Regions from separate parts of the Homo sapiens genome. Here region 1 is linked to region 2. Evidence: chromatin loops called from intact Hi-C (ENCODE). Cell type or tissue: CD14-positive monocyte. All regions are shown on one strand. Links, peaks and the distances in the headings refer to the core of each region. The heading gives the core; the rest is flanking DNA. Region 1 has its middle 43 kb from the start of RAF1. Region 2 overlaps RAF1 (Raf-1 proto-oncogene, serine/threonine kinase).

Region 1 (2,910 bases), core at 161-2,660, 59 kb before region 2:
AGCCTGGGCAACATGGTGAAACCCCGTCTCTACTAAAAATACAAAAAGCTACTACAGGTGAAGTAACACACACCTGTGGTCCCACCTACTTGGGAGGCTGAGGCACAGGAATCATTTGAACCTGGGAGGCAGAGGTTGCAGTGAGCCAAGATCATGCCACTGCACTCCAGCAAGAGTGAGACTCTGTCGCCCCCAAAAAATTAATAAAATAAAATAAAATAAATAAAAAGCACTTTAGTTAGAAAAAAAGAAATGCAGCCAAGGCATCAATCTGGAAATGACACTGCAAGGATACAGCACCATCCCCCAGGATGCAGTATTCACCCTGAATCAACAGCCATTTATGAGTTGTTGATTAAGAGCTCAAGTGCCTGCTCTTTGCAGGCCTGTAGAGAGACATCAGATGGTATTTCCAGGTTGGGGCTGGGGCTGTCTTGTCGAAGTAGAATAAATGGATCTGGGAATCCGGGGGTGGAAGTATGAGTGGCTGCTCTCACTGTACTCCCAGTGAGCTGCTGGGAGAAATCAGTCCTTTCATCTGTACAGCTCTAGGCTCTATAGGTCTAGAAGTCCTCATTCCCAGCAGGAGGATGCTTCCCCCAGGAGGCCAATAAAATTTGTCTTATCAAACCAGCTGCCACCTGGTCACTTCAGGCTCCTTACACCAACAGACCAGCAGGCAAAAAAAGGAGTCATGTTCTTGGCAGGTTAAATGATCACCAGGAGGAGGCAGGGCTGCTGTTGCACAACAGGATGGGGAGGGACTCATCTAACACTCCAGCAGATCTATTGCGGTGATTCTTGGTTCTTCTCTGACCAACTTTGATGGTTAATAGACAGATGCGGCAACCATGACCTGAGACAAGCATGGTGACCATGGTCTCAAACCTCTCAGGGCCATCTCACTAGGTAAGCCACCTAGACCAGCAGAGACGCTGGCCGAGGGTGAGGGGATCTAGAATGCACAGGAGAGGAGGGAGAAGAAGACTATCAGCTGTGCCCTGAGACCAGCTGCAGCGTGACAGCTGCCATTCATTCCACTAACCTTCTCAAACTTCCCCAGAAAAAGAGATGAAAAAAGAAAAGAAAATGGCCAGGTGTAATGGCTCACACCTGTTATCCTAACACTTTTGGAGGCAAAGATGGGAGGATTACTTGAACTCAGGAGTTTTCAACCAGCCTGGACAATATAGCAAGATCCTGTCTCTATAAAAATTAGCCGGGTATGGTGGTGCACACCTGTAGTCCCAGCTACTTGGGAGGCTGAGGTGGGAGAATCACTTGAGCCCAGGAGGTCGAGGTTGCAGTGAGCCATGGTTGCCACTGCAACTCCAGCCTGGGCAAAAGAGTGAGACCTTATTAGAAAGGAAAAGAAAGGGGAAAGGGAAAAGAAAGAAAAAAGGAGAGAAAGAAAAGAGGGAGAAAGAAAAGAGAGAGAAAAAAGAGAAATAAAAAGAAAGAAAGAAAGGGGAAGAAAAAGAAGGAAAGAAAGAGAAAAAGAGATGAAGCAGAATCCTGGAGAAGCTGTTCTCAGATGGGTTTAGCTTATTTTATGAAGCAGGGGGATCCATGTGGTGCAGGACTGTAGTGGATGCTGTGATGTGTTAGATCTCCCTCTTCAGGACCAAGGCACTCACTCACTTCCCAGGTGGCAGGAGAGCCCTCTAGTGGAAAAGGTTGCAACCACTCTTTGGGTGCAGTTCCAGCCAATGACTGATCAACAGAGGAGTATAAAGGCATGATGCCCTTCTGTCAGTTCAGGACAACTGTGAAGGGCCATCCCAGTTTCAGAGCTCCCAGTGACAGAGGTCTCTGTTACAACTCTAGCACAGTTCATCCTCTCCCTATGGGAAATCCTGATTCCTCACTACCTCATAGGTGCTATTTCTAAGGGCATTCCCCATAAAACCTCTGCATGCCAACACCCTCCTCAGTTTCTCAGGAAACCTGGCTTAACACACTATGCACATCCTCAACCACACTAGTTAATGTCAAACTGTTCCCAAGATGGTTATATCAACTTGCATTCCTACCAACAGCACCTGAGAGTTCCACTTGCTTAATACCCCTGCCAAATTCTAGTATCATTAGGTTTTTTATTTTTAGCCAATTTAGTGGGCGTAAAATGAAAGCTCATTGTGGTTTTAATTCACATTTCTCTGGTGACTATTGAGGTTTGGCCCCTTTTCAAGGGTTTGTTGGCCATCTGGATTCCCTCTTTGGAAATAGCCCCAGCTCTTCTGCTGGCCCCATTTTATGGGCTCACTCATTTCATGCTGCCTAATAAGGGAGTGAGTGCTCACTTTAGTGAGCCCCAGAAAACTGGAATGGCTTTCCTGAAGGCCACCAACCTCGATGGATCCTTTGGTCCTATCTGTCTGTCTGTCTGTCTGTCTATTTATTTTTGAGACAGGGTCTTACCATGTTGCTGGTCTCGAACTCCTGGGCTCCAGTGATCCCCCTGCCTCAGCCTCCCAAAGTGTTGGGATTACAGGTGTGAGCCACTGCACCTGGCCCTCAGTTCTCTTCTGACTTGACCTCTGAGCAGTGTAAGATGTCATTGACTGCTCTCTTCTATCATCCTCTTTTCATGTCTTCCCTGACATTGCACAATCCTCATTTTTTATCCTACCTCTCTGGTTGTCCCTTCTCTGTCTCCTTTGCAGGCTTGACTGTTAAATGCTTGGGTTCCTCAGAGCTCAGTCCTTGGCCCTCTTCTTATCTCACCCCGGCCTTTCGCTCTGGGCAACTTCACCCTCAGCTACAGTTCCCAGCTTTGTACGCTGACGGTTCTCACATTCCTCTCCTTTGACACTTCCATGTGAATGTCCCAAAGCCTCTCAACCTCTATATATCCAGAATAGAAATCAAGCCTTTCCCCCCAAAACATGGTTGTTGTCTAGCCATCCC
Region 2 (2,910 bases), core at 295-2,794:
CTTTCTTTCTTTTTTTCTGAGACTGAGTTTTGCTCTTGTTACCCAGGCTGGAGTGCAATGGCGTGATCTTGGCTCACTGCAACCTCTGCCTCCTGTGTTCCAGCAATTCTCCTGCCTCAGCCTCCCAAGTAGCTGGCATTACAGGCATGTGCCACCACGCCTGGGTAATTTTGTATTTTTAGTAGAGACTGGGTTTCTCCATGTTGGTCAGGCTGGTCTTGAACTCCCGACCTCAGGTGATCCGCCCACGTCGGCCTCCTAAAGTGCTGGGATTACAGGCGTGAGCCACCGCATCCGGCCGATGGGAATTTTTCTATTTGAAAGCCATTGACTCCAGAAGGAAGTGTAGGGGAGCTGGCTGAATCAGATGGTTACTTTTTTTTTTTTGAAGCAGAATCTCACTCTGTCACTCAGGCTGGAGGACAGTGGTGCGATCTCGGCTCACAGCCACCTCTGCTTCCTGGGTTCACATGATTCTCGTGCCTCAGCCATCTGAGTAGGGAATACAGGTGTGCACCACCACATCCGGCTAATATAGATGGTTACTTCTTGAAACTGCTTTGGTAAGATGTAAACTTGGGGGAATACCTCTTCTCTTGAGGACACATCTCCTCTGCCAAATGAGTGATGCCAGTGTGTAGAATGAATGATTCACTTATATTCTGTGTCCTTATCTTTGAGGAGGGCTAATTTTTTTTAACCACTTGTTGAATATGCAAGATTTACTGTGAAAATTAATGCCTTTAGTATGAAAGAGAAATTAGTGTGGAAATTGTTAGTGTTTCCAGGTGATTTTTTTCCCCCTTCCTTCCTACTTCATTATGTAGCTTTTTTTTTTTTTTTTTTAACTTCGCTGTTACTTGGCTATCTGAATAATCATTCCTAAACCATATTTTATTTGTACATTGTGTGTTTTGGTACTTGTGTTAATGGTGTACTTTGAATACACATCTGTTTATTTTAAAAATCAGCAGTTGCTGACTAGATGAAGAAAACAATGACTGATTTGAAGGTGAAAAGAAAAACTCGGGTTAAAAAAGAGTCCAGACAATGTGATTTAAAATGAAAATAATTTAAGCTTATTTGTGGTGAGAGTTAAAAATAAAGTTGGCTCCAGGTATCATTTGTGGAACTGATTTGTTTTAGCATAATTGTTTTTGAACTAGCTCGTTTTTAACTTGTATTTTTAAAGTTACACTTTTAAAATGTAGGAGTCTGTTTTGTAAACTTGTACAGCCCCTGCTAACTTTTAGAAGAGTAGAGTGGCTTATTTCTTCATGTGTGTTTATTCTGGGCTGTCATCTGATGAAGTTACCAGTTTGTGGTCAGAAATTGAGAAAGAGGAGTGAGGAAACGAAAAATATTGACACGTACACATCACCTTGCAGTGCATGAGAGTGCCCTTTTGGACTGGTTAGGAAACTAACATTTGAGCATATTTGCTCAGCAGAAACTTTTTATGTGTGAAAGTTATTTTTTTTCCAGTGTTGTGACCACTTAAAATTTATTTATTTGTTTTGTTTGTTTGTTTGTTTGTTTGAGACAGGGTCTCACTCTGTTGCCCAGGCTGGAATGCAGTGGCACAATCATGGCTCACTGCAACCTGGACCTCCCTGGGCTCAGGTGATCCTCCCACTTCAGCCTCTTGAATAGCTGGGACTACACATGTGCTACACCGTGCATGGCTGATTTTTTGTAGAGATGGGGTTTCTCCATGTTGTCCAGGCTGGTCTCAAGCTTCTAGGCTCAAGCAGTCTGCTTGCCTCAACCTCTCAAAGTGCTGAGATTACAGGGGTGAGCCACCATGCCTGGCCTGAATTTCTTTTTTTTTTTTTTTGAGATGGAGTCTCGCTCTGTCGCCCAGGCTGGAGTGCAGTGGCGCGATCTCAGCTCACTGCAGCCTTCGCCTCCTGGGTTCCCGCCATTCTCCTGCCTCAGCCTTCCGAGTAGCTGGGACTGCAGGTGCCCGCCACCACACCAGGCTAATTTTTTGTATTTTTAGTAGAGACGGGGTTTCACCATGTTAGCCAGGATGGTCTCGATCTCCTGACCTCGTGATCTGCCCGCCTCGGCCTCCCAAAGTGCTGGGATTACAGGCGTGAGCCACCACGCCTGGCCGGTAATGAAGATTTTAATAATGACTTTAAAAACCAGGCACAGTGGCTCACTCCTGTAATCCTAGCACTTTGGGAGGCCAAGGTGGGTGGATCATTTGAGGTCAGGAGTTTGAGACCAGCCTGGCCAACACATTGAAACCCTTTCTCTACTAAAATCACAAAAATTAGGCTGGGCGTGGTGGCTCACACCTGTAATCCCAGCGTTTTGGGAGGCTGAGGCAGGTGGCTCCTGAGGTCAGGAGTTTGAGACAAGTCTGGCCAACATAGTAAAACCCGTCTCTACTAAATATACAAAAAATTAGCCGGGTGTGGTGGTGTGTGCCTATAATCCCAGCTACTCGGGAGGCTGAGGCAGGAGAATCATGTGAACCCGGGAGGTGGAGGTTGCAATGAGCCGATATTGTGCCATTGCACTCCGGCCTGGCAATAGTGTGAGACTCTGTCTCAAAAAAAAAAAAAAGACAAATACAAAAATTAGCAGGGCGTTGGTGGTGCGCACCTGTAGTCCCAGCCACTCAGGAGGATGAGGTAGGAGAATTACTTGAACCTGGAGGCAGAGGTTGCAGTGAGCTGAGATCGTGCCACTGCACTCCAGCGTGGGTGACAGAGGAAGACTCCACCTCAAAAAAAAGACTTAAAAGAAACCGGTAATATCGTTATTATATTTCTGCCTGTCTTAATTCTTTATCCATTTGCTGTAGATTATAATGTTAGCTGCATGAATGAAAGATTATATTTTTCCAGCTACTCAGGAGGCTGAGGTGGGAGGATTGCTTGAGCCCAGGAGTTTGAG

The links. Hi-C counts contacts between places; a loop is a spot of excess contacts. Peaks named below come from ENCODE experiments on the same cell type or tissue, not always from the same donor. Only the 100,000 strongest peaks of a DNase experiment are listed, where the experiment ranks them.
Region 1: it touches region 2 in a loop (2.2-fold over the local background); 2 of 110 quality-filtered maps call a loop at or near these places.

Annotation. Positions count from the first base shown.
Region 1 is chr3:12,705,410-12,708,319 of GRCh38, reverse strand. No RefSeq gene overlaps it. Among named protein-coding and RNA genes, the nearest start is that of RAF1, 43 kb to the right of the region's middle. In CD14-positive monocyte, for the core only: CTCF peaks have their summits at 1,437 and 1,640 (motif pointing left); DNase peaks (open chromatin) are centred at 749 and 1,669.
Region 2 is chr3:12,646,223-12,649,132 of GRCh38, reverse strand. The region is part of intron 1 of RAF1 (Raf-1 proto-oncogene, serine/threonine kinase); the gene reads left to right. Among named protein-coding and RNA genes, the nearest start is that of RAF1, 16 kb to the left of the region's middle. RefSeq lists an enhancer at 356-405. In CD14-positive monocyte, for the core only: no CTCF peak of the experiment used is centred there; DNase peaks (open chromatin) are centred at 602 and 1,332; H3K4me3 peaks cover 1,403 bases; H3K27ac peaks cover 2,500 bases.